Linked DNA regions of Homo sapiens: regions 2, 3, 4, 5, 6 and 7 are each linked to region 1. The links are chromatin loops, found by intact Hi-C in ENCODE. Cell type or tissue: endothelial cell of umbilical vein. All regions are shown on one strand.

Region 1 (4,000 bases):
TATCAATTAATTAATACCTGCTTTTAACTAGAGACAACATGATTCTGAAAAGTGTGGAAAGAGTGAATGTGAATTGTAGTAGACACAATTCAAGTTTGCTCAGACACAAACTGAGCATAGGTTGACCTGCTAGGAAATAAAGCAGCTGAAATAATCAAGGCTAAAAATAAAGAGGATCTGAATTAAGATAGAACAAGCAGAGTTGAAAAGAGTGGTTTTTAGAGACTGTGCAGTATATACACATCATTTCTTATGTTAGTGTCCATGGTGTAGAGAGTTAAGGAAGAATCAAATTAACCCGTATCAGAGCCCAGCCCTGTTCATTTTTGCTTGTATCTATGTAAACCGTGTGTCTACTACAGGGACTGGCTCGTACTTGCTTCTCGAATTCATATTTGATGTATAAGTAATGAAAACTTTTTAAATACAAGCTAAGTTTTTATAAAATAAAACAGGTTTGTTAAGCTATAACTCATATAGATATTCTCTTGCATCACCAAGACTCTAAACAAGACCATGAGAACCTTAGCTATTCATGGAGTCTTTATAAATAATGACAAACTTTTTTTTCTTTCTTTTTTTTAAACCAATTTTGTGTTTAGTTTTAATATGATAAGCAATCTGTAGCCAGGATATTGAAGTGTGCCCTAATATAACAATGTAGATTATCACATCAATTTGAATATTTTGTTAAAAGAGATGCAAGTGTGACCCTACACATTACTTACCCTAATGATTCCAGAATTGATTTAACCACTGCACACAGCCGATTCCTTTGCTTTATATGCTCAAGGATATTTTTGCATGGGGGACATTTCTTTGCTCAATGACACAGGCAGAAATGCCAGGCTGAGCAGCTCATGGCTGCTGTATTGATGCTTTGGTGAAGGAGGAGATCAGCTACCCCGAGATTTGGGCATTGTAAACGTCTTTCATTTTCCTTCCTTTCCCTGGTTTTAATTAGCATTGGTGATTCAGGGCTGACTAAATTTTTCATCCAAGTTTTTCTTTCAAGTCATTGATCAATAACTCGTTAATGAAGCCAGGAGAAGAGAACGAAGCATTCTTAAATGTCCAGTACCACTCCTAAAAGCAAACAAATAAACAAGCCAGGAGCTGCACTGAAGAAATCATTCAGCTAGCTAAACCGTGCAGTGGCTACGAGGAAGAGTAATTGATTTAGTGGGGAGGGTGCTAACATCCCTAAACATTAAATCCAAGACATAATATTTAAAACATTGCTTTAAAGGGTATTAATATTTGCATTATCGTTTTCCATTTAACTTTCATGAAATGTCATATGGTCTTAATAAAATAGTTTTCAAGGTATAGTTCATCTGAAGAGCCATTAATTCAACCTTCTCTAAATAGAGTTCTTTAGAAGACCGTTACATTTTGAATTTCCAAAGGAACAGAGCAGTGTGTGATGCATATCCTCAGTATTCATGCAGAGACTAGAGAAGGTCATTTGCACTTCTGTGCCAGACATTTCAAAAATAAAGCAAAAAAAAAAAAAAAAAAGTGGAAGTCTCCATGCACAGTTCAAGGATCTTTCCACTAGGTGGCAGAAGCGCTCCTTCAGCTCTTCCGCTTCTTCTGGTGTGGGCTGTAATTAGGTCAGTTTAAGTTAAAGTAGGGCTGAGAGATGAAAAAAGTAGATTTTCTCCTCTGGAACACACTGCAGTTTAATTTCACTTCTTTCTACATTGTGCGATGAAGGTGGATTTAACTTTTAAAGGCAAAGAGACAAATCTCTGCCAGGGTAAATGAAAAGACTCAGGGAGGGCAACTGGCACAAAAAAAAACATAAAAGAAAGGAAATGCTTTTTGGCTGTTTCCTAATTTTGATATCCGGGTCATAGTCAGAAATCATTTTCAGAGGTAAAGTGTTATATAGGTTCTGTGAAAAGCGGGGGTGACTTCTGAAGCCTAAGGGGGCCGGCTTGCTGGGTGTCGATGTTAAAAATTTCCCCTACTGGTGACATTAAATAAAATAAAGCCATTTTATCCTCGACGCTTTTCTAATTTTGCCAGCAGCCAGAGAAGCATGCTAATCTGAGAGGAAAACTCCACACCCCAACACAGGTTTCCCTTTCCTGCTGAATAAGGCACTTAGGAAGGAAGTGGTCCTGAAGGTGAAAGTTGAAACCGGTGTTTTACCCAATGCTGCCTGTTAGAGGCCCTGGGGAGGACAGGGACGTCCTGGAATCGGGATGGGCTGAGCGCGCCAGGCAGCCTGGTGAGGAGGTGGAGGAGCTTCCCTATCAGAGAGCGTCAGGAAGTCACTGCGGTCACCTCTGTGAGAAACAGTGGGGAAAAGGGGAGGACAATCGCAGGAAAACCCATCCACTCCTCTGCTGCCGATCATGGCATTCATTGAATGTGCAAAAGCCAGATATTGTTAAAGAAAATAAAGGCAAATAAGATATGAGAACAGACGTGGCATAAATAATGATGTTTCCTGATTCTAAACTCTTTAGAGGTTGAGAGCATCCAGCTAATTTGGAGGTTGTTTCTTTGAATTACAGGTCATGTCACAGGGAATGCCAAACTCAGAGAGAGGAGAGGAGGTTGGCGGCACAATAAAAGCTGTATGGGGGATGGGGGGGAAATGGGGATGGCTAATGGGTACAAAAAATAGAAAGAATGAATACAATCTGATATTTGATAACACCGCAGGGTGACTATAGTCAGCAATAATTTAACTGTAGATTTTTTAAAAACTAAGTGTATAATTGGATTGTTTGTAACACTAAAGATAAATGCTTGAGGTGGTGGATACCCCATTTACCCTGATGTGATTATTACGCATTGCGTGCGTGTGTCAAAATATCTCACTAGCTCTGTAACTACATATATATATATATATATCATCTACGTATCCAAAAAAATTTAAAAAATTTAAATAAATATATGAGGAAATAAGCTAAATACACAAACAGGTGGCTCAGATATACTAAGATTATTCAAATAATTCTTTAATTTTCTGAAAAATGTTTAAGATTGGAGTTGACAGTGCCTTCTGACGCCTCTTCAGCATTGCCCAGTTGCTAATGTCTTTGTGTTACCCCAAAATTTGTTCAAACATATTGAAACTGGAAATCCACCTGGTTAACAATACCTCCTGTTTGTGCAGGCTGTTTTCCATCTGTAGCCACAGATGATATGATTACAGACTTTGTGTGCAATTCGGTGTTCTTATGTTTGCCTACGGAATCATAGACAATCACATTAAAGCTATGTGCAAACATGGCACATGACTCAATTCTCCATTCCTCAAATGATGTTCTGTGTATGTCTCAATATTGAAGAAAGGAATAAAGAGTGATGGAGAGCAGAGTAAGAAGGCAAGGAATAAAGAACATGAATTAAAGACTCTTGAAATCTTATTTCAAGGACACAATCACTGTGTTGTAGCTTCTCATTTCAAATATACTAAGAGATCCAATTGTTGACAGACAGTAGTCAGATATGGTACAACTAGATACTGTACTTCTTGATGAGATTGGAAACAGAAAACACAGTCAATGAATTGTAATTTATAAAGACAGTGGACTGATCCCTGATGTATATCTCAGAAATCAGATAGTTTATCCCGGTTAGGAATTTGGAGACAAATGTTTGAAAACCATTCTGTCAGTTAATCAAAATGTGTTGAAAGAATACAGTGTCACAAACAGAGCAAGCATACCCACACACACATGCATACCCACACACACATGCATACCACACACACATGCCCACATATACCTGGGTTAGATTTTAGTTGAAACTTTGGTTAGAAATCCTCATTTCTTTGCTTAAAATTTGTAAGCTTAACTTTCTTCACGTGTTTGTTTTAGACTATAAATTGAACTTTAGGAAGCAAGTATTTTGTTCATTTGTAAAATGAGAGTAGTCTATTCAAACTTTTTAAAGCATAAGCCATACTCTTGCTAAGTCTGTAAATCTGGGATTAGAAGCATCATGAACAACCATTGGATTGTAGCATAGACAATCC
Region 2 (4,000 bases), 1.6 Mb after region 1:
GTCTGCTTAAATCAAGATGAGTTGTCTGGTGTGTTCTACAGCCCTAGACCCTACCACTAAGTGGGAAGAGAGGGAGAGAAAAAGAGGGTGCAGGGAACCCTAGAGAAGCACAGGGCAATTCAAGTAAAAGTGGGGAAGGAATGTACCAGCTGTGCACTATCAATATTTTCCTATCAAGACATCCGCTGCCTCAGGATCACATGGTGATGAATCACAACAAAGACCCAACAAAAAATGTTGACACTTTGAGACTCTTACTTAAACATGTACATCAAAAAAGTGGGAGGGGGAGGTACTCCAAGCTGCATGACTTGATATTGACTTGATCCTTGCACAGACTACAGTCATCATTAAACACACATGCTCTCCCAATTTGTATGCCCATACCACAGTCCTCACTCCTTGTTGAGCAATAACAAGGAGATCAGTGTGACTGGAACCTAGTTAAACTATCATGCTCATGATGCTATGCAGTAGCTCTAGATTCCATGTTATAATGTGTGACGTTACCAAAATAATATCCTAAATTATCACAAAGTGGTATTTTAAAAATGCAGTTTTGCGATCCAATTACTTCACAGGTCACATGGCCTCAATCACTGACCTTAGAACTTAACAGCCATCTATAGTGTTTCCATGAAAAATATGTTCCAGGCTCCAAACAGCATTCTTTTAGGCAAACTTTTAGAACACAATCTGCTTAGGAACTGTCTCTACTGTTCTGTGATACGTTTGTTTTGCACATGAAGTTAATTTCGGACTCTTTTCTACAAAGATATTTCCTGCCCTTGGAAGATGACTTCAAATAATAAATTGTCACCAAAAATGGACATGAAACTTTTAAAAAGCAGTAGGGAGGTGGAAAAGATGAACAAGCTGAAAACAAGTCCATTTTGGGAAGGTTCTGAACATCCTGGTTAAGGGAGTTTTTCATTTTAAAGGAAAAAGTATTCATCTGATGTGCTTCTTTGTTCATGGCACTTAATATAGAATTCTACAATGTTAAAAATAGGAAGTCAGGTTTATATGGTGTTTGCTTTAATGACACTAAACTGCCTGGAAATAGCAGCACATGCTATAACAAGTTTCAGATATTAAAAGAAAAGCTACAATGCTAAACTCTTTTCAAAACTTTTATATGAAGTCCCAGGCTTTGTGGACATTCAGGAGTAAATCAGGGCTAATACGGGAAGCTTACAGATGGTAAAATGGCTTCAGGCATCCCAATTATATTAAAAAGTTGAAAGCGGCAGATTCATATTCTCCCTTTTTACATGTCATAAATTCCAAAGTGTTGGTGTCAAACTGTGTCAATTGCACTCATTTATTAATACTTGGAATACCGTCAGTGAGCTGCCTAACTGTTATTATCCATTTATTCATTTACAGCCATCTAATACTAACAGCACCAGGCACAGTTTTCAATCCTTTCCCTAAAACCATACATGCCTCAGGGAGACTTACATAAGCCTGCATCTGGGGAGAGGGGGGAGGAGGAAATAGCAAATTGCAGGATCTGCTGATCTTGGATATAGGTCTCTCTGCAGGAGCTTCCAAATGTGTCTTTGTTTATGTTCTGGGCTCTGGGTTGTTGTGGGGCAGGGATCTAAGGAGGAAGGAATTTGTTGCCTCAATAAAAAAAAAAATGTGGAAGAAAGGTTAGGTGAAAGACAGAAAAAAAAAGACTATCTCCGTGTATTCTAAAACAAATATTTACACATTCAAATATCATCTTTTTTTTTTTAACTATCTGATCTTCAGTCTTGGATGCAGTGGTTAATAAACCCTGATGTCTCCACACAAAGTAAAAAAATAAATAAAATAAAAAATGTATGGCAACAATGCCATGATTCAGACCCAAAAACTACCCTGCATAAAACATTCATTATAATTAATGCAGTGTTTCTTGGCTGGTATTATTAAGACCTTAATTTTCCACTTGGTGGAACTTACTGTATGTAGTAGAAAAATCACTGGCTCTGAGTCAGAAATGCCTTGATTCTAATCCAGCCCCTGCCACTTCTTAGCCATGCCATGTGTGTAAATTAGTTGACCTCTCTGAGCCTTGGGTTTGTTTTCTTTAAAATGTGACTTATAAGGAAATATTAAATGTGACGATTAAATAAAAGAAAGAAAAACAACTACACAGTTCCTCTAAATTGCAGCTTTCCTCCCTCACCCCTTTCCTCTTTAAGAACTGCACAGACATTTTTAATAAGAAAGGATATAAGTGATCAAAATAATTATTCTGAAAACATATGATTCATTGCAGACATTGGTAGTGTGCCCTACGTGCTATTGGGCATGAAAGAGTTAAGTGGGAACGTCACCTTAGAGTCCTGGGGGAAGGGCGGAAGGGAGGGTAATAGCAGATTTAATAGTGTTTCACAGGCAGAGTCCTGGTGCTGTGCAAAGCTCCAGATCGTGTTTCTTCTTAGACGCCAATCAGTCAGGAAGTGATTCTCAAAGAAGTTTACATTGCCCTACTCTCTTTACACTGCAGCACAGTAGGAAACCCAGGACACAGAATACTCACAAGAAAGATGCTAGCATTTCCTGGGATAATAGGGAAAGCAAATGAGCCTCATGTCACATAGCATATTATAAGGAAGCAAAGCCTCCTACACAACATTATACTAAAAAGACCAAACTTATATTAAGCCTTGAACAGTTGCATATGTAAAGACCAAGAAAATAATCCAAATAGTAATCAAAAGCTCTAATTCTTCTTCAATTCCAGTTCATGTGCTACATTTTGAGAAGCATGACACAAAAGTGTGCATGCTCTCTCACACACACACATGCACACACACACAAATATACACAACTCATGCAACACATGTTCACACCTTCTGGTCAATACAAGAAAAGAAACCTAGATTATATCAGAACACAGACAGTCTTACTAGTCAGGCTGTGTCTTCACCACATGCTTAATGGAGAAAAATGGGTAAGGTATATCAGAACTTCATCAGAGAACATTCCAAAGCTGTTACATACATTTATGCTTGTCAAGTGTGTAACATGCACATAATTCTCTTTTATTCTTTCACCCAGTATTTATTTTCTGTTAGCTAGAAGAGGGCATAGGCTTTGTCTATATTGCTTACTTTTAAATTTGTGACCACCTGGCATGTAGTAGGTGCTCAGTAAATATTTGCTGAATAAATTAATGAACATTTCCAATTCTAGGGGGGATTCTGCCATTTTAAATAAGCAATTACAGTAGAATAAGCTAATTTGATTTTTGATATCCCGAGGAACCTTTCCAAGCCCCTTTTGTTGGTAGTTTTCTTTTTAGAACACTGTCTGAACTAGGCCTATCTTATATGGCTTTGCTCCAGCTGACTGGAGATTCACGTGGTAGCCTGTGGAGAGGTATCTACATGAAAGATAAAGACATTGGTTATATTTGTACAGATATTACACTGTGCTGCAAATAACCCACTCTGTCTTTTGTTTTTCTTGAGACAGAGTCTCACTTCTGTCAACCAGGCTGGAATGCAGTGATGCAATCTCAGCTGCAACCTATGCCTCCTGGGTTCATGAGATTCTCCTCGTGCCTCAGCTCCCTGAGTAGCTGGGACTACAGGCACGCACCACCATGCCTGGCTAACTTTTGTATTTTTAGTAGAGACAGGTTTTCACCATGTTGGCCAGGCTGGTCTCAAATTCCTGACCACAAGTGATCCACCCACCCCATCCTCCCAAAGTGCTGGGATAATAGGCATGAGCTACTGCTCCCAGCCTACCCACTCTGTCTTCTATACATTAATTCTAAATCAATGATTTATGAATTTACCCAAATTGATTTTTCTCTACTTATGTTTTCAGCCTCTTCTCCTTCCAGGCAATGAGCTCCATGCTAGCATTCCCCTTTTCTTCAAAGTAATATCTTTTATTTTTTCTTAGAATTCACCACAAGCAATTCAGCAAAATGTCACTGGCGCCTCCTACAAGATACCATGACAGCAAAATTTTATCTTTACTACATGAGGAT
Region 3 (4,000 bases), 790 kb after region 1:
ATGGAAACTGGACCTATGCCTGTAACTTCAGTGGTCCAGATTTCCTTTGAAGTTTTTACATTAAGGAATAAGTACTTAATAATAGCAGCAAGAGACACAATATAAAATATTTATAATATGGTTATTTATTATTTGCAAATAACCATTTACTTTACAGGCATATCAAAGACACAATCAAATATAAAACGAACAAATTAAACAAAGAGACACTAAAACAAAATGACATGTCTTCAATGTGGATCAAACAGGACACAAAAACAAACAACAAAAATGAATGCATTCAGATTTGTGCACACACGTGTGTGGAGTAAGAAGACTACAACTGGTTTTATGACATTAACATGCAGTCAGGAAAACCTCTGATTTAGATTATAGGCTTGAGAGCAAAGGGCGGGAATGGTTTGGTCACTAACTTGCCTGATGATTAACTGACATAATCTTGTTCAACTTTTCTATTTGTGGGCAATTGTATATGTGGCCATTGAATTAAAAAATGAAAGCTTGTGTTGTTTTGGTAAAATATGGAGCAGAAAAAAATTATTTCTACAGGACTACAGTAAAGACTAATATTTTACTTAACATATTTTATGAATACTCACTTTTTGACATTGGCAAGTGTTCATTTCTTACCACATTCTTGAGCAAAATAATATATCCTTTTTTAAAATAAATGAAAATTAACCTTATTTCACATTAACTCAAACTTTGAACCTTTTTATGGCAAATCCCCCATACATAACTACTCCAGCTGACACCTTCTTCATAAGAAATATTCATTGAATTCTGTTTGAATACCATATATCCAGTGAACAAGTGAGTGTCCTCATTATTCATGAATCAGATAGCACCCCAAGTGTACCCAGCATTAAATTGCTTTTGAACCATCTGTAATCTCTAGAAATGTCTCCTTCCAAAATGCATTTTGCAGGAAAACTCAATTTGAATTCTGCATTTACTCTAGCAGCACACAAAAGTCTATAGATAGGCTTGAAGGTCATTTTGACATTGTTCCTTTAAATAAAACTTTTCTATATTTATGGAACAAAACCCAGGAATGTTCTACATGTCACAGGATAAGATGATAGGATGCCAGATTGGTCCTTTTCTGAATAATAATAAAGCAAACCCACCCTTCCTTTAAAAATAGATGCTTGTTCTTTCTAAAACAGAAACAACATACAGCTTTGAAAGAGACAAGCAGAAAGCCATGAAATGAGTCATCAGCTGTGTTAGGTTACAGTGGGTTTATCTATGACTGTGTGTGAAAAACCACTCAGAAGAAGTCAGCAAAAGTGCAGCCAATTGCTGAGAGCTAATCATTCCGGGTTATTTTTGGAGGAACATGGTGTTTGTAGGTAGCATTGACAGTTACCAATTATTGCCTCTACCTGGCAAAATGCATGGGTTTGGAACAGTTATCATGAAGGTGTTCTCAGCAAGAACTATATTTAAACTGCTGACGCCAGTAATTGTGGATAGCTCACCCAATCCTGAATTTGATCTTAAGTGTTTTACAGTATGCAGACAAATACACTTAACTGGGGCTTTCATCGTCCTCAAAGTGTGCCTGATAAACAGCTTGCACCAAAATCCATGTTTTACAATGTTCCTTTAACTGTCTAATTTCTGTTGAGTATCATGGTATTGAAAGGAACTCTTTTACTATGGTTGCTTCAGAAATATTTAGGTGTAAGATCCTATAATCAAATCACTTATAATACTCATATAAAGGCACCCTGGTGCATAATAATATCTATATTTGGTTTTACATGGATAATTTATAGCTATTGAGATGTAATAATAAACTTGCCTTGGGAAATATAACCAGGAAAATGAATGCATTTGTTTTATTTCTGTTGATTACCTTGAAGGTGCACAATATAAAAGAAAACATATTGTTGGTATCTTTGCCTTTATGGGGGAAAAACCTTCCTTGTTTGAGGTTGTTGTGGTGATTATTGCTATTAAGAGCATGTCAAAGAAGATTGGTACTTTTTGTTCAGACTTTCTACTTCCAATTTTCCCAGGGTACAAATAAAATTTAAAGGGAAAGAACTAATAAATTATAGGCACAGCATGACTACAAAGGAAACATATAAGTTCAGAATAAAAAAATAATGAATTAGTTCACATCAGTAGAGTGGAGAGCAAACAATTACTGACTGCACCTCAGTGGCTCTGACTCATTTCCACCCATGCCTACCCTCTAGGATCAGTGAGAGCAGTACTATTTTCCTCTTTTTTAATCTCTTTATTGGCTAAAAATGTACTATATTTTACAATGACTCTCAAGAGTCTTTATTCTAACTTTATAGGATAAAGATTTCCCAGATATATATAATTGTTTATTTTGATGAAAAGTACTTCTATTTCTGTTCATTTGGATTTTAGCTGACAAAACAAAGTAAATTTGGAAAAAATACATGGAACTATAAAGAGGAAGTTTTAAAATAAATTATTTCCATAAAAGGGTGATCTCCATTGCCTAAAGGATTTTAAGTACACCAAAGAAGTTAATAATTACAATAGTTGATTCTGTTGACTATCATAAATGACACTAAAATGTGGAGAACAACTCTGACTAGGTTAACATTATTTGATTGGTTATCTTACCCTTGTTCAATTCTTTTTTTTGCCTATGGTTTTGTAATTTATGAAGTTGAAAAAATAACAATTACGTTAACTTTTTTTTGCTGTTGATTTTGGAATAAGTTAGTTGCATATGTTAAAATGGCTTTCTTGAAGAATGAATGTAGCAGCCTACTGCTGCAATAAAGATGTCCCTGGGAATTGTCATTTTTTCACTGTAAAGATAACACAAGATGTTATCTTGGTTCTAAAGAACACGTAGTTTCTTTAATAGGAACTATTTTAAAGTAACTCATATTCAGCTGCTGGGATTGTATTACATTCCAAATCAAATCTTGCTAATGCTTTCTCATCAGATAGAGTCCTCCTGTCCTTATATTGTTAATGAACGAACATACTGCAGGAGTCTCTGAAGAGCCTATGAATCTTGGTTTGTATAGGGGGGATTTTATACAATAAAGTCTCTTGTCTATTTTAAACAAAAATAAGAATGTGGTCTGCTTAATATAGAAACGAATGTGTAAATTTCTGAGCAGCTGAATTCTGTATCAATTTAGCCATCCACTCATTAAGGAAACAAACTTTTTCATAAGAGTGAATCAAGTATTTTCTCAATTCTTAGTATTATCATTCAGATATGCAATTTTTCTATAATGTATTTTATGACCAAGTTGTCTTTGTCCAAAAAGTCTGAGATAAAAAATAATTTTATATTTTGCATTACTTAAAATACTACCTGATATGGTTTAGATCTATGTCCCCACCCAAATCTCATGTCAAATTGTAATCCCCAATGTTGGATGTGGGGTCTGGTGGAAGGTGATTAGATCATGGCAGTGGTTTCTCATGGTTTAACACTACCCCCCTTGGTGTTGTCCTGGAGAGAGTGAGTTACTGTGAGATCTGGTCATGTAAAAGTATGTAGCACTTTCCTTCCCTCTCTCTTCTTCCTGCTCCATCCATGTAAGACGTGCCTGCTTCCCCTTCACCTTCTGCCATGATTGTAAGTTTTTTGAGACCTCCCAGCCATGCTTCCTGTACAGCCTGCAGACATGTGACCCAGTTAATCCTCTTTTCTTTATAAATTACTCAGTCTCAGGTACTACCTTATAGCAGTATAAGAACGGACTAATACACTACCAATCTACAACTGGATCACTCAAACATTTCTGCCAGCAATGTAAAATGGACAGTCCCACTGACAGTTTCATAACAGTCTGTTTCTTTAAATGTTAAACATGTTAAACAACTTGTTAATTTTTGCAAGTTCAAATGTTAAACAACCAGTTTCATAAAATGTTAAACAAGCTGTATTAGTCTGTTTTCGTGCTGCTGATAAGGACATACCTGAGACTGGCAATCTATAAAAGAAAAACATTTAATGGGATTTACACTTCCACATGGCTGGGGA
Region 4 (4,000 bases), 450 kb after region 1:
TTCCTCTGCTAGAGAAGTATATGTTTGTTGATGGGTTCCCTTCTGGATCCTTTGTTTTCTCCTGTGGTTACTGTGAGTTTGTCTTATCTGTTTCCTTTTTACTACCTTTAGTAATCATGAAAATGTCTACTCTATAACTATTGCTTTTGCTGTGGTTTTTGCTGTATTCAAGACTTCAAACTAAAGGGTGATATATAGATATTCAAGTCAGACTCTCCCCAGATAATCATATCACCCTGGTTACATTTTAAATTGATTATCTGTCATTTCCAGATAGCCACATAACCAAGAGGGTATGATATACCTAGTTTAAAACACAGGGCATTGGGCAAAAAAATATATATACATCTATAAGTATTATGTCACAATTCATATACAATACATATAAGTTGTATGTATTGTGACATAATACATATAAATTATATATGTATATATACAATTTTTTTAATGTTTAATTTTTATTTTTTTGTAGAGATGAGGTCTTGCTTTGTTGCCCAGGTTGGTCTCCATATCCTGGCTTCAAATGATCCTCTTTCCTTGGCCTCCCAAAGTGCTGGGATTACTGGGATTACAGGCATGAGCCATTGTTCCCTGCTGGAAGAATATTTTTGAATATATTAGTTATTGATTGATTTTTAACCATGGCTTAAGTTGGAGTTTAGAAATTACACATTATACTTGTTGGGGTGATCAGACAAAGAAACAGGTGGTGAGGCATGTTCCAAGCCCTGCCTCAGCTTCTCTTCCAACACTCAGCTTTTCTCCCAACAATGCTGACTTCAAACTTAATATTTGGAAAGTGAAACCTTTGCTTTGGTAAATAAAATTTTATCTTAAATTGATAATTCTTCTTAGAAGAATTCAAAATTATTTGAAAAAAAAAAACAATTTTTTTAAGCCAGCTATTTAAGAAGATTGGTTTTATCTCAATACTTAAAGATGAATCTCAGAATGAGAACATATAAAAGAAAATTATATTTCTATATTCAAATAATGTTAAAACTATGATTAATTACTCAAAATAGCCATTATTTCTTACATTATTTTTACTTACAAAGTTACTATTATTATCATACATTTATATCATATTTAGAATGGCCCATGCAAAACTATCTCTTTAGGGAGTATAAGAATAGTCATTTAGAAGTTTATTATTTTGACCTCTATAATTTGTCAATTGAAAACTGCTTATGAGACATGGTTTGCAGAGTCATGTTTTTAATTCTCTTGAACTGTAAACATTTGTCCTTCAAAAAAGGAGACATTTTAAAAGATATTTAACTAAAACATATTTTATTAAACACCAAGAGCAAAATAACCACCAGAAATGACCAAGGCTGTTCATTCAAAATGAAAGTGAGCAGTTTGGCCCTGACACAGCTTCACTGTCAAATTTTCTATGCATTTAGTTTCCTTAGTTTAGAAAAAGAAGTGATCCAGTGGTCTTTTTCATTTAGGTAAAAAGTTGTCACTCTCTTCAATAATGCACTCTTCAATATCTCTTCAATAATGCAATAATGTATATGGAAGGCTTGTATTAAAATATTTATTAAGCTATTACATTCAGAAGCCTGGTATTAAAATATTAAATATTCCAAGCAAAAGCTGAATTAATTTACACTACTTTCAAATGTTTTTGTGCTAAAAGTACTTAACTGAAATATTTTAGACTTCTAAATTTAAAAAAAAATGTACACATAAATCGTGTGCATGAGCACCAATAGACACAAGGCACATACACTGTACCAAGCTATCCTGGGGGATACAAAGACAGCAAGGAGGATTCCTCCTCTGAGGTCAATAGTGTAGAAAAGGACACATTAAAAAATGTGTTGACTTTTACAATTTGTCCATAAATTCTTTGTCATTTCCTTTAAAAGATGGAACCTAATTTTTCTTTCCTTCAGTGTAGGCTGCATTAGTGGGTCACTTCTATTCAATAGAATAAGGTAAAGTGACTGTGTGTGACCCTGCAACTAGGAAAGGAAAGACCTTGTGGATGCCTCTCTCTCAGATTACTTGCTCTCAGGGACCCTATCATGAGGACATGTCATATCCTGAGGAAACTCAAACATACCCATTTAGAATCTCATGTGGTAAGGAACTGAGCCCTTTGGCAACAGCCATGCAGGTGAGTCATCCCAGGAGTGGATTTCGTAGTCCCAGTCAAGCCTTTAGACAATGACAGCCACAGATGACATCTTGATTCCAACCTCATGAAAAGTCCTGAGCCAGAATAAGTCAGCAGAACAACTCCTGAATTCCTGCCACACAGAAATTAAGAGAGAATAATTTTATTATTGTTGTTTGAAGCCACTGGGTTTGGGATAATTTGTTAGGCAGTAATAGATATTAATTAAAAGAGTGATGCAAGGGTAATCATGCTTACTGTTAGAGGAGAGTATAAGTGAAAATATGTTAGAGGGAAGTAATTACTTTTAGTTTGGGAAGCAGAAAGAACTCTGGAGAAGGTATGATATGAACTGGATCTTATGAGATTAAAGATGTGTAATAGTTGGATATTTCCAGACGGAGGAAAAGACATTTCCAATACTAGAATAGCTTGAGAAAAGACTCATATGAAGAAAAAGATACATATTTTTCCCATTTGTTACATGTCATAAATAACATTGTAATAAATAATAGTCCTACTTTATCAGCTTGCTGTAATAAATTGAATGTAATATGCCTATCATAGTGTTTTGACCATAGTAAGCATTCAGTAAATTTTAACAGCCATTACTGTTTTAAAATGAGATGTTGGAGTTATTTTAATGGTCATTTTAATCAAATGGATCCAAGACAAATCTTGGATAAATACCTCCACTTCAAACCCAAGTGTGAAGTCTACTTTCTACTGATGATAGTTACATGGTTCTGTATTCTTTTTCCCATTTGTTGCCTAACAATAGAGAACATGTTTAGCAAATAACTGCATTCTTCTCCAGTCCCCTTTCTCCAAAATTAGCCTCATCCAAATGCATTCTTTTTTTTTTTTACAGACCATAAAGTTAGCTTTAGCTCTCTTCCATCTACCCATCCCATCACTTCACCCAGGCCTACATCATTTTATAATGAAATCACTTCAATAGAAGCCCCCATCATGTGTGATACTTGATCTGCTGGAAACAAAGTACTCTTTGCTATATTCCTTAAATTCTACTCACCTAAACCATGCTTTGTCAAATAATTTATATCAGTCCCTAATTCATATTTCAATAGTTTTGTTTTAAAGTCCGGTCATAATGTGGCCTCCTTCTAACTATATAAAATGCATCTTCAGTATAGATTTTTCCCTCTATTCATCATGGTTTCTATGATGCCAAGCACACAGATGTTGGAAAAATACACACACACACACACACACACACACAAATACACACTTATTTCTTTGTTCATATTGTCTTCCTCACTTGATGTTTCATAGTCTATCTTCATTTACCTTCCATGACTCAGAAAAGTCCTCCTCTATGCTGAAGTTTTTCCTGACTCCTCTAGTGCATATTTATCTACACATCCTCCACAGCAGACAGAATCATAACTGTATTCTGTTATGTTCTTGTGTTGCTTGCCTTTATTTTTATCTCTCTAAATATATATTGTAAATTTTTTCAAATTGTTTTTCTCCAACTCCCTCAGTAAGTATTATAGATTTCATTTCAGATCAGCTGCATAAGACAGGAGGAAAAAAAACCTATTTTTTTAATTAATTGGAGTTATACATGAAATACAATTTATTGAATAGGTAATCTTTTTTCAAATCGTTTTTTACATAGAAACTAAGCATATAGTAGCTCATTTTTATTTACTATTTGTTTGTTTAAAGAAATAAAGAGAACAACAGAGGAGATTAGAAAGTCTTTTTGGAACCAGAATCATTAGACATGGGTGAGAAAAGGCAGGAGTTATGGACAATGGCTCTAAGGTTTCTGGCTTTGGTGATCACTGAATTACAGAGAACCACAGGAGGAAACGGAAGCACATTTCTAGCCAGGAAAAA
Region 5 (4,000 bases), 260 kb after region 1:
GCAGACTCAAGCATGTGCACTAAGAGGCAAAATGAAAGATGTATGACCTTCCTCTGGGGGTGTTCAGCTTATACACGAAAACCAATCCTAGAAAGCATGCACACAACCTCAGTAAACACACTACACATGTGTTCTATGGAAGGCAAGCAACAGCCCACTCCTGGGGAAGAATCAACAGAAGAGAAAAGAAAACCCTGCACCATGCCAGTGTATAAAACCCCAAGTCAAGGGCTGAACAGGACACCTGGATCTCTTAAGTTGCCTGCTTGGCCCTCTTCAACGTGTATTTTGCTTCCTTTGCTCTTGCTCTAAAACTATATAATAAACTCTCACTCCTGCTCTAAAACTTGCCTTGGCCTCTCCCTCTGCCTTAAATCTACTTCTGCCCCTTGGCTGAATTCTTTCCTCCTATGACACAAGGATCCAGTTTGCTGCAGACCCATATGGATTCACCTCTGGTAACAGTTACTGTTTATAGCCTTGCTGACCATTAACCAGTTTTGTATCTAATCCAGCAAACTAATCCTAACATTAATTTTTTGTTATATATGCAATTTACTTATATGACTTCTCAAACATTCTTTGAACTGGTCATAACATGTTACTGGTTCCCTCATCAATTAATGAGATTAAGACAATACTTTTCATGAGTTTATCTTATGTTCATATGAGAGTTTTGATTTTACCTTTTGGAAATTATCCTTTAACAAATGTTCAATGATATAAATAAGTTAACATTATATTTTGTGAATAAGTAAACTTAACAATATGAGAAAAATAGGCTTACAAAACAAATAAACAAATAAAAAGAAACACAACAATGAAAACTAAATTTAAAATAAAACTAAAAGTGGTTTTTAATACCTGCCAGTTTTCGTTAATAAAATAGAAAGTAAAATTTTGCACATTTGAATATGTAATATGGGTCAAAGAATAATAATAAAACATAGCAACAAAATAGTCACAAAATCTATAATTCTCTGAAATTAATTTTAACCAAAATGGGTAACTAAACTGTCTAAAAACTATGTATAGAAGGTGTAGTTCTTTATAGAAGTAAAAAAAATGAGTAATAATATCTTGATCTTAAATGAAATATTTAGGTTGACCATTTAAAAAAATAAAAATTTGAATTAATACCTTTATAATCAGAATGCCATTTTTTAAAACTAGAAACTTGAATTACTTTAAAAAATGGTACAGAGAAGACATATGTTGAAAATCTCCTTCAATTCAACTGCGTGAAAGCTTATCAAACATAGGGAAAAAAACAAAAATTAAATCTAAACAAATGTAAACCAACTAACAAACAGACATAGCAAAACACCCACGGATAGCAAAATGTATCTGTAGGTAAGTGATGGAACAGAAACATAAAACACTGACCAGGACTGATACGGTTTGGCTGTGTCCCCACCCAAATCTCATCTTGAACTGTAGCTCCCATAAGTCCCACATGGTTGGGGAGGCCTCACAATCATGGTGGAAAGTGAAAGGCAAGTGTTACATGGTGGGAGACAAGAGTGAATGAGAGCCAAGGGAAAGGGGTTTCCCCTTATGAAACCATCAGATCTTGTGAGACTTATTCACTACCACAAGAACAGTATGGGGGAAACCACCCTCATGATTCAATTACCTCCCACTTGTTCCCTCCCACAACACAGGGGTATTATGGGAGCTACAATTCAGGATGTTATTTGGGTGGGGACATGGCCAAACCACATCATTAATTTTCAGTTTAATAGAAAAATCTCAAGAGGATAAAAAATATTTGACACATGTGAAGGAAATATAAGACAGTGAGATATGCTGTCATTTTCAGACAATTTGGTATGATTTAAAGCTGAGAATCTTGACACTCTATAGACTAACGTGTCATGGGGAACTATAATTCATTCCTATAATTTGAAATTATATATGAATTATCTGTTAGACAGAAGGTCTTAAAGTTCATATCTGTCTTATTTCTTTATACTTCATAGTCTGGGATTATTTTGTGAATTCTTATCTTTTAAAAAAATGAAAATGGTACTTTACTCAGAAATAACAATGAGATAACTCTGGTTACCAAAGAACACTGTAAGTAAAATTCAAAGAAAAATTACAACTGGTGGAAAGTAGTATAATCAAAGTATAATTATGAAACATTTATAAAAATTTCCTACAGAGCTGAAAGAATACGAGCTGTCACAACTCAATAATATCACTGAAAAATCAAAAGGAGAAATGACTCAATTGAAGAAAAAAGAAAATATATGGAAATGAGTTTTTACAAAAACGTCAGAAAATGAAAAAGAGAATGTGTTTACTATCACTAATACTCTAGAAGATTCAAATTAGTAAATTGAGATAGTTTTATAAACATCAAATTGATGAAATTTTAAATCTTGATAATATCAAGTGTTTATATAGATAAAGAGAACTGTTATGTCATTAGGGATATAAAAGTATAAGACCAATTTGAAGAAATAATTAAAAAAATAAAATTGTTGCAATTCTGTTAGGTAGTCATGGCTCAAAATAGAAAAATCAAGCAAACACTAAAATCAGACTAAATTCTCTTCAACAGGAAATAGAAGAGGATATTTTAGTATAGAAATTACATAAGATAAAAATGAATGAACTAGAGCTACACATATAAAAATGGATACATCAGAAATATTGTAAAAAGCCAGTTGCTGAGTGATAAAGTTTTAAAACTTACAAAATTACTATATTTTTATAAATACATATATTTATATTAATCTATAAAGTTATACAAATATGTATCCAAATGATAAACTTTATATCAAAACAATGACTGCTCACAAATAGAGATGCATAAAATAATTTAACCAATATTAAACTTCTTAATGTTTAAACAAAATTCAAGAGAAAATATGAAAAGACTATTATTTTAATGAAGTTGAATGATGTGAATGTGGATGTATATTTTTTAATTTCTGATTGTTAAAAATATTATATATTAAAAGAAATCTCACTGAAAAGTAACCCTAAATCTTTATTTTAAAATTTATGGTAAATATTTAATAAATAAGAGTGAACAAAATAAATTTGAAAATTATGGTGATTTAGCAATTGTCTAGAAAATGTTAATATTTAACATAAATCTACTATAGTAGAAATAATATATGTATATGATTTTCAAAAGTAAATGATTTGCCATTAAATCAAAGGAAGAAGAAAGATCAAAAAAATATGTTTTAGTTAACAAATGATCAAGAGGGCATTTTATAACAGTGAAAAAGTAAATTCTTTGTTTTTTAAATTTTTGGGGGCATTTAGCTATTGGAAAGAAAATTGTCATAGAACTATTTCTTGTCATATGTAAAACCATTACACATATGAATATTGTATACTGTTAAGAATATCTTCAATAAAAACATGATATCACATTTTAAATCAATAATTATCTTAAATTATATCTGAAACTCTTAAAAATATTAGAGGAAATATCTCAAATTGGGTTGCGGAAACACTATTCATGTGTAAATCTATATTGACCATATCTTTGAGATCTGTGCACATTAAAAGACATATAGTGTATTTTACACTTTTAGGTAAATGGTAGCAATCAGAGAGGGAAATCAAGAGAAAGGCTAGATTTTACATATACCTTGTTGATATTTAATCTGAAGAACATATAAGTACAGTACATACTTAAATATTAAAAATTTAGAAAGTAAACTTTGAGATAGAAGTAAAATAAATGAACTTAAAAGGGCTGGCTTTTTTTAACTACTGGAAGGAAATAAAAGAGAATTAATTTGAAATCTCTTTCATCATTCCAAGAATAAGAGAAAACCAGAAACCATAAGTGAATATCAAAACACTCATATGAATGTTTAAAATTTATCTAGGGTAGGGATTAAAACAAAAGATAAAGAATTAAATGCAAAGAAAAAACCTTAAATATTTCTGGCACATATAAAATTATAAAAACTTTATTTTAAATCAGTAAAGGAGAGATCATTCCCATGATAAGAAGCATAAATTGTCA
Region 6 (4,000 bases), 1.7 Mb after region 1:
TTTCGAGTTCTACAGCACCTTTGTTTTCTGAGAATGTCAATTTTATTTTGGCTCCCAAGTTGATAGAAAAAGAAAGAAATCATTTAAAGTATCACATTTATTTCTTGCAACAAAATGGTCCAAGAAAATAGCCAAAATGTTCAATAAAACAAGGCATTTGCTAAATAAATAAAAACTCCACAGGCTAAATAGTAAATACATGTATGAATGCATGCCCACACGAGAAAAGGAGAATAAACAAATTCTGCCAGCCTTAAATAAAAAGTGCTATGGCATTATATATCTCTGTAAAGTTTATAAAACAAAAACAGAAACAGATTCAGTCTCTGTTTCCCCAAAACCTTGGTTCGAGTTTGTGTTCCGCCTTCTGAAAAAAAGGAACTTGAAATTAAACATGAAACATGGTCGTACTCAAATTCTTCAAAACATACTTGTTAGTGAAGTTCCAAAGTGTTGACATCAGCAGGATATTCACAAACATGTGGGAAACAATTCATGCACTTTTAGTTACTGATAGAGTATTTGTTTGCTGTTTTACATGTTAATTTAACAACGTCTTCTGAGAATCAGAGACATTCATGTCTCATATGGGCTATATCCTTTATATCAAAAACTGTCATTCATACATCCCTCCAAGTCTCTATAAAGTTGTCTGCAAGTTGAAGTTTTAATGAACACAGTTTAAAGGGCCACAAAATCAAGTGGAAGGTTGGCAACCATCTGTTGAATTTGTGTTCCATAGATAGACAATCCCCACCATTTAGAAACTGGAGTGGATTGTTTTGCCCTGAATGGTGTGAATTTCCTCTCCAGGCAGTCCAAAAACACAGATAATGACCACGTTGTACTGGAGAGGCCTGGCCTGCTAGCTTTGAGACCAGAAATAAAATCATACATTGTATTCCTTTTTGAGGAGGTCAACTTGCTTTATGCACACTATCAAATCAATTCTCAAAGCATTCCATTGAAATGAGCAAGAGGCAGCTACAATATTCACTTTACAGATGAATAACCTGAGGCTCCAAAAGGTTAAGCAGTTTTCCAAGGTCACGTTAGGCCAATTCCACATAACTGCAATTACCTGGGCAGTGCAGGCAAAAAGCAACAAACACAGAGCATAGAAGGCTTTTGCTTAAATAGAGGTACAGTACCTGCATCACTAACGAAAAACAAGGACTGGGTCAGATTTATCCAAATAAGCTGGCCTATATGCCCAGATGATTGACAATTTTCTATTCTACTTGCAACTGGAAACAGCTAGGCAGAGAGAGAACAGGAATGAGGTCACAGATCTGCTATTTATAGGATACCAGCCACCACACTCAGCTGCTTTTCAGTTAAGGTGAATATTGAATGTAATTTTCTTTCTCCAACTCCATACAGAGGAACTACTTTCAGAAAAGGAAATTATAGAATTTAATAATATTTCTTGTGACATGGTGATTTGCTTTGTGACAGTCTGCACAACTTTTACCACATATTCATCTGGGCTTATTGACCATAAATAAAAATGCAGTCACATTCTTTCTCTTACTCCATGGATTTTTTTTAAAAATAAAGCAATAAAGATTCCATGGGCTTTTTCTTTCCCTCCCACCTACAAGCTATTCATTGAATTTGCAAAGTTATAACAAAACAGAACGCCAGTCTGGACAAGGAAAGCACAACATAGCCATTTATGAGGTAAAGAATCTAAAGCCACCTGATTTGCCTGTTTGGCTGCAAGAGTTAATTCCTATGAAAAATACACTTCCTCCCATTTCCTTTGGCTGAGGCTTGTGAAGGCTGCAGACAGTGAGCGGGGGAGGGCCCGAAGCCTCTGGTCTTTTGATGTAGATATTGATGCATGACACTAGCCCCTGCGCTAAATATCAAGTTTTCTTTCTCTTCAGCATTCCTCCTAAATGGTGAAAAGGGATTCCTTTAGCCCAAATGCACAGAGAGTAGTCCTAGTTGCAGATAAAAATGGCTTGTGTTTTCTGTGACTCACCAATCATAACCAAAACTAAAACAGCAAGCTGACACAGAAAGGTTCGAGTGACGTTCGAGATTATAAATAAAAGGCAAAGAAACAAGAGAGGAACCTGCCTATGGAGTGTCTCCAATCTTTTAATTCAGAAGGGACTGAGGAAGATGAGGGGCTGAGAACTCTTTACCTTTCCTCCAGGGAAAAGACTCTTTACCAACCACCCAGGAGCGCTGGGCTTCCCAGGCAGCCTGGTGCTGCTGCAGCTGAGGCTGATCTGGTCCCAGGGCCCTGTAGCTGGTGCCTATGTTGACCAGATCAGGGATCTTCACTCTGGCGTGTGAGTAGCAATCCCCTAAACTAATCTCATACAGCATGCAGATGCCCAGGTGCTACCCAAACTGGCATTGATTTGGTCAGTTTGAAGTGGGTCTCAGGAATCTGCATTTTAACCAGAATCTCAAATAGACCTAGGACCATACTTGGAGGCTGAAAAATTTATTGATAATGCCACCTGGAGGGCATTTCCAGAACTGCTTACACATCCAGCATGCCAGAGCACCACCTGAAACCTTGCATTTGATGGATTTACAGATTTTTTTACAGATAGTTACATGTAAAGGCCTAAGAACAAATCTAAAAGATATCATTTAAAGACTTCTTTTTACTGGCAAAATGAGACAGAGGTTACATTTGTTTAAGCAGTCAGGGCTGCAGCTGTCAATTTGAAATTGACAATTGGTTTTATAGGGCAAGATTTGGCAAAAAAGATCAGAGACATTTTAACCCTACTATCCACTTTTTTTTTTTTAACACATAAAAGCTACTTGTGGAGAAGCATGGTGTGTGCATGTGTGTGTTTCTTCCACTGACCGGTATCTTCGTGCCTTGCCCCTCCCCCTCCACACCATATGCCAGTCTTTCTTCCCGTGCCCTCACTGTTCCCTTTGTCTCATTTGACAGCCCTCTTTGTCCTCCTTTTGCCATCATTCAGCTTATTGCCGATACAATAAAGCTCACAAAGAGGATTGCTCATTGGTGATGGTGTTGACCACTTTATGAAGAAGAGAAGAATTACTAAAACCACAACTCAATGTTTTTAACATTTGAAATATACAGAGTACATTCATATTGTGCCATTTGACTTTCAGAAAACAAACAAACAAAAAACCAAGGTAAATATAATTATGCCCAATGAAGGCTTGACATTGAGAGAGTGTTAGGGACTTGTTCAAGACCACATTTGAGTAAAGAGTAGAGCCCGAGCTTGGACCCACAAAAGTCACACTGCTCTTTACAGCTGTACCATTTAGAAGAAGGAGGACTCTTAGAACTACTCAGGTTTTTGACATGATTGAGGCGTTTCTGTTTGAAACTCAGGTTTTAAAAAACTGATTACATAAAACTACTGGACTGTAAACAGGATTCAATTTATCCTGAAGTAATTTGTCCAATGGTGTAAAGAAAAGCACTTTTTGCATTTTCCTAGAAAGGGGGCAGGAAATAAAAAAAAAAAACAGCATAGACCCATCATCCTGTAAACATGTCTAAGGCATAAATGCTTTTGTCTCAGTTATTTAGCCACTTCTGGGTAAATGCTTTTGTCCCGGTTATTTAGCCACTTCTGAGATTACTGGTGGTCTTCCAAGTCAATCCAGTGAATCTCTGTAAATTTTAAGGTTGGGCACTAATCTGCAAAAGAAAAATACTCAACCACCCATTCTGTTTTAGTTGGAAAAACTCAGAATTAACTGAAATATACAACAGAATTAAATGATGTTTTAACTCTTTTGTTAAATCAGTCAATGTGGTTAAAGCAACAATTCAGAAGCTACTACGTGTGGGCAAGCACAGCAGACAAGTCACGTAAAGAATTGCTTGAAAAAGCCAATTTAAGGTAGTCAACTCTCAAGTATAGCGCTGTCCTCCAGGTGTTGTAAAACATCCTGAACATCATTTGAAGCAAATATTCAAGCTATTCAAAATAGTTTGTAATTGGTTTGAAGGGGGTGTTTTAAAAAATAGCTTTGTTAT
Region 7 (4,000 bases), 720 kb after region 1:
GTGATTTCACTGCTTAAAATGTCCCCCAAGGATATTGCTAAACTGTGGCCCTTTTTTCTAAACACAGGAAGACAAAAGAATGTGCCTTATGGAGAAAATACATGTGTTAGCTTAACTTCTTTCTAGAATGAGCTACAGGGCTGTAGACATAAGGTCAATGTTTATAAATCAACAATATATATTAAATAAGTTGTCTTTAGACAGAGACATACAAAAAAATAAGGTCATGTATTGCATTAATCAGTTGATAAAAATATTGTAACCAGAGGCTTGAGGGACCATAACCTGTATTTCCCATAGGAACAATGGTTCAATATTGACTGATTCTGTGTTTGCAGCAAATTTATAGAATGTATCAGCCACTAATAATAAAAATCAGTTGTATATAATTTATATTTCTCAATTCTCTGCCAACTTGCCAATATAACAACTCCAACTAGTGCTATAGTATTTTTTTACATTGACCTAATCTTGCACTTCCCAACTCATTTTAAGATTGAGTTAATGTCTGACTTCCAAACCCTTCTAGGACAATTTGTAATGGCTTGTTGAAATCCTGTTTTTCTATAGTGTAGTTGTAAATCATGACAGATTTTAAGTTCACTAAATATTTGACTTCAGCAGCATCCAAATATGTTTCTACTATTTGATAAAGAGGAACATGTTCTAATTCTCATCACTGAGGTACATGGAACAAAGTTAATATACTCTGTTAAAACATGCCTTTCACTAAACTGGAAATTTAGAAACTGAAAATGTTAAGGAAATAGAATGGTGGGAAAGTAGATTTCATGAATTGACTCAAGCATAAGAAAACTTTTCACTGTCCTGTGTTTTAGATGCAGGCCGCTCCCCATCTTCTGGCCATGTTAACACCTTTGGACCTATGGCTGTTTATCTCCATTAGATTACATAAAATGGTATAAAGCACACTATACTACAGTGTTCTATACAAATTACATGCTTTTGGAATGCTTTTTTCTTATTAACTATTAATATACAAATGTATTTTACAGTTTGATCCTTGGAATTTTTTTTCTGGCTTATTTATTTTATTCAGATGTATTCATTTAAAGCATTAGGAAAGATTTTCAAGAGATGGATACAGAGGTGAACAGCACAACTTAAATAGCCAAAATATTTACTCATGTGAAATTATGAATTGTTAATTAACAGAAGCAACTGTCAAAATCATGAAACACTATTTCTACCATTTATTTTTATTGCTAGAGTACAGGAAAAACTCATGTCTGTTAATCATTCAGCTTTAGACAATAACCAAGCTTTCATATACTGTGTTTGATGATGAATCTACTAATGCCAACTTCCTTTTTTTCTTACAAACTTCCTAAAAGAAGCAAAGCAGTTTAGATAGCAAGTCGATTAAATCAATTAAATTAAAAATTGATATTTTTATTTTATTTAAACGTAAACTTTTTTGTGAACTATAAAATGAAATATATTTAATAGTAAAAAGGAGGCATTAAATGGTTTTGGCTATTGTTAAATGACTCGTAGGTTAAATTTCTATCAGAATTTTAGATAACTTACATTTTAATCTCAGAATTTACTTTGGCTTTTATGATTTTATGAGTCAAAGTGCAGATGCCCAGTTTATTTATTGGAATATTTGCTGCATTTGTAATATGAAAGGTCATTAGGAATGACTCAACACCACAAAGCACAGTTAAGATTCTAAAACTGGGAAATGACAACTTATTATTTTTACACCAGCATTAAAGCCAATTCTCTTTTTATTTCATAATAGAAGTAAAATCCAATAATGAAGTCAATAGAAACAATGGTAGTCAGGGTTGATATTTATATTTTTATTCTAATGTGTGTTTTATCAATTAATAACTTTTTCTCTTTCAAACAAGAACTCAAAAAATAAATTCCTAGCCTAAAGAAGTTCAAAGATTTCTGATTTTAATATCATATATTTTATTTGACTCATCAATGTCCATGTAACCTCAGACAAGAAGAATGTGGACAGCATAATAATTGTAAACCATTTGCTACTGCATGATCAGAAACAGACACATAAACAAATTCTGGCCAAACGCATTAACGGAAGTGAGAGGGTTTCTCTAAAATCATCTCTTCATATCTAAATAAGAACCATAGCAAAATTAAGCTCTTCACATCCTCTGAATCAGTTTTGCATTTTATGGACTAGCTGAAATGGCTGTAGCCAAATTGCCACCATCTTTTAAGAAAAGCCAATGTCAAGGCTGGAGCAGGAGAGAAGGGGACCTGCTGTTAATGACAATGCTGAGCCATTGACTCCACCCATGCTGAAGACTGCTCAAAGGCTAGAAGTTGTGCTATTATATATGCAAGATTCTTATTGTCTAGGTATTTAGGTAAGTGTTTGTAAGTTTAATCAAAATCATTCCAATAGTTTTTGTTTGTTTGTTTGTTTGTTTGTTTTTGAGACAGAGTCTCATTGTGTTGCTCAGGCTGGAATCCAGTGGCATGATCTCGGCTCAGTGCAACCTCCGCCTCCTGGGTTCAAGCAGTTCTCCTAGATCAGCATCAGCGTCCCGAGTAGCTGGGATTACAGGCACCCGCCACCATGCCTGGCTAATGTTGGTCAGGCTGGCTCGAACTCCTGACCTCAAGAGATCCACCTGCTTTGGCCTCCCAAAGTGCTCGGATTACAGGCATGAGCTGCCACACCCAGCCTCCAAATACTTTTTTTTTAAATCAAAATAATGATTTCAATGACTGAGATCTGTTATGTATTTCAACATAATCATGTTTCATAAAGATTTAGTCTTCTGAAAGCCAGTGTGAATTGTTTTTTTTTCTACAAGTTTAATCAAAACCAAACAAAATCAACAAACCTCTACCCCCAAATGTGGTACTGTTTCCTAAAAGAATGCATTTCCTTTTTACTTCCATCACCATACATTGGTTAATGACTTCTGCACTTAAAATTCCTAACACACCTCACATAGCTCTTTTGTGCAGTAACACTTTTCTTCTCTCCAAATATGTGGTTCAATGGAAGTTACATTTTTTAAAATTATATTTTCCTCCTCACAACTTATTGGTTCTAAGATTTATACCCTTTCCAATGTGTATAAGACTACTGTGATTTTGGGACATGGGACCAAGTGTAGCATGTCTGATCCTATCTTTGATGGCAAATACTTCTGCTGTGAGATATGGGAGCTGCTGAGTGAAAATCTTTTACTGATAATAAAGCCAGTTGTCAGAGGGAAGCAAAAGTAAGAGAAGAAGAGACTTGAGGTGACTTTAATGAAAACTCCTACCTGCCAAAACTAGGCAAAAATATGACATACATAAATATAAATTTCCACAAGGAAATTTCTTTCCCACCTTTCTATATCTTTCTTACTCTTTATCATCACATTTACTAATAGAGATATTTAATGTTCTTGATACTCAAAGTGCATTTGATATACTATTTCTTACTCATCTCTTCCCTACCCCTGTTTCATATGGGGAGCTCCAGGCAACCTAGTGGGATGGGAATTGGGGACTGAGAGCGAAGAAGTGTAGCAATAGCATTAGCACAGTATTGGGGAAAGAGAGAGGAAACTGACAACATTCCTTCTTCTCACTATTGTTGTAGCTTGAGGAAGGCCTTTGCTTGGGGAGGTGAAAATGAAGGCTCAACTACAAAATGCAATTTAATTAACAAGATGGGAATTTTCCTCAGATAAGAGTGACTGTTAGACTTATTGTGCCAGAATAATGGCATAATAATAATGTTATGAAGACTATCTAAGATTTCTCCCAGAGAAAAGAGGAAGAACATATCATGGTGGATTTCCAGGCCACAGTGAAAAAGAATAGTTTTTTTGAATAGTTGCGTCCTAATGAGTTATGTTCGTTCAATGTAGCAGTTAGAGTGGTATAATATGGGCATGAACACACTACAGTTGTTGGCCCCAAAGATTAATAACAATGGGCATAAAACATGGAATAAGATACATAAATACTTATTTATATTGTCTCAATTTATGAC

The links. Peaks named below come from ENCODE experiments on the same cell type or tissue, not always from the same donor. Only the 100,000 strongest peaks of a DNase experiment are listed, where the experiment ranks them.
Region 2: it touches region 1 in a loop (5-fold over the local background); 2 of 110 quality-filtered maps call a loop at or near these places.
Region 3: a loop joins it to region 1, with 9 times the contacts of the local background. A loop is called at or near these places in 5 of 110 quality-filtered maps.
Region 4: a loop joins it to region 1, with 5 times the contacts of the local background. A loop is called at or near these places in 2 of 110 quality-filtered maps.
Region 5: a loop joins it to region 1, with 3 times the contacts of the local background. A loop is called at or near these places in 30 of 110 quality-filtered maps.
Region 6: a loop joins it to region 1, with 13 times the contacts of the local background. A loop is called at or near these places in 17 of 110 quality-filtered maps.
Region 7: a loop joins it to region 1, with 4 times the contacts of the local background. A loop is called at or near these places in 3 of 110 quality-filtered maps.

Annotation. Positions count from the first base shown.
Region 1 is chr6:141,560,574-141,564,573 of GRCh38, reverse strand. No RefSeq gene overlaps it. Among named protein-coding and RNA genes, the nearest start is that of GJE1, 570 kb to the left of the region's middle. In endothelial cell of umbilical vein, a CTCF peak has its summit at 1,557 (motif pointing right); DNase peaks (open chromatin) are centred at 1,583 and 2,213; H3K4me3 peaks cover 771 bases; H3K27ac peaks cover 1,496 bases.
Region 2 is chr6:139,980,380-139,984,379 of GRCh38, reverse strand. All of the region lies in intron 1 of LINC02941 (long intergenic non-protein coding RNA 2941), which reads right to left. The region is part of intron 1 of LOC103352541 (a long non-coding RNA gene); the gene reads left to right. Among named protein-coding and RNA genes, the nearest start is that of LINC02941, 6.1 kb to the right of the region's middle. RefSeq lists a silencer at 1,374-1,668. In endothelial cell of umbilical vein, no CTCF peak of the experiment used is centred here; DNase peaks (open chromatin) are centred at 2,249 and 2,289; H3K27ac peaks cover 413 bases.
Region 3 is chr6:140,771,643-140,775,642 of GRCh38, reverse strand. The region is part of intron 6 of LOC105378027 (a long non-coding RNA gene); the gene reads right to left. Among named protein-coding and RNA genes, the nearest start is that of MIR4465, 90 kb to the right of the region's middle. In endothelial cell of umbilical vein, no CTCF peak of the experiment used is centred here; DNase peaks (open chromatin) are centred at 1,222 and 2,152; H3K27ac peaks cover 557 bases.
Region 4 is chr6:141,105,871-141,109,870 of GRCh38, reverse strand. No RefSeq gene overlaps it. Among named protein-coding and RNA genes, the nearest start is that of MIR4465, 420 kb to the right of the region's middle. In endothelial cell of umbilical vein, no CTCF peak of the experiment used is centred here; a DNase peak (open chromatin) is centred at 2,100; H3K27ac peaks cover 300 bases.
Region 5 is chr6:141,305,323-141,309,322 of GRCh38, reverse strand. No RefSeq gene overlaps it. Among named protein-coding and RNA genes, the nearest start is that of MIR4465, 620 kb to the right of the region's middle. In endothelial cell of umbilical vein, no CTCF peak of the experiment used is centred here; no DNase peak of the experiment used is centred here.
Region 6 is chr6:139,880,339-139,884,338 of GRCh38, reverse strand. No RefSeq gene overlaps it. Among named protein-coding and RNA genes, the nearest start is that of LINC02941, 94 kb to the left of the region's middle. RefSeq lists an enhancer at 1-140. In endothelial cell of umbilical vein, a CTCF peak has its summit at 2,476 (motif pointing left); DNase peaks (open chromatin) are centred at 1,278, 1,888 and 2,448.
Region 7 is chr6:140,844,747-140,848,746 of GRCh38, reverse strand. It overlaps LOC102723724 (a long non-coding RNA gene), which reads left to right. Exons shown (of 7, transcript XR_428030.5): 3 at 2,443-4,000. Among named protein-coding and RNA genes, the nearest start is that of MIR4465, 160 kb to the right of the region's middle. In endothelial cell of umbilical vein, no CTCF peak of the experiment used is centred here; DNase peaks (open chromatin) are centred at 1,276 and 1,646; H3K27ac peaks cover 2,334 bases.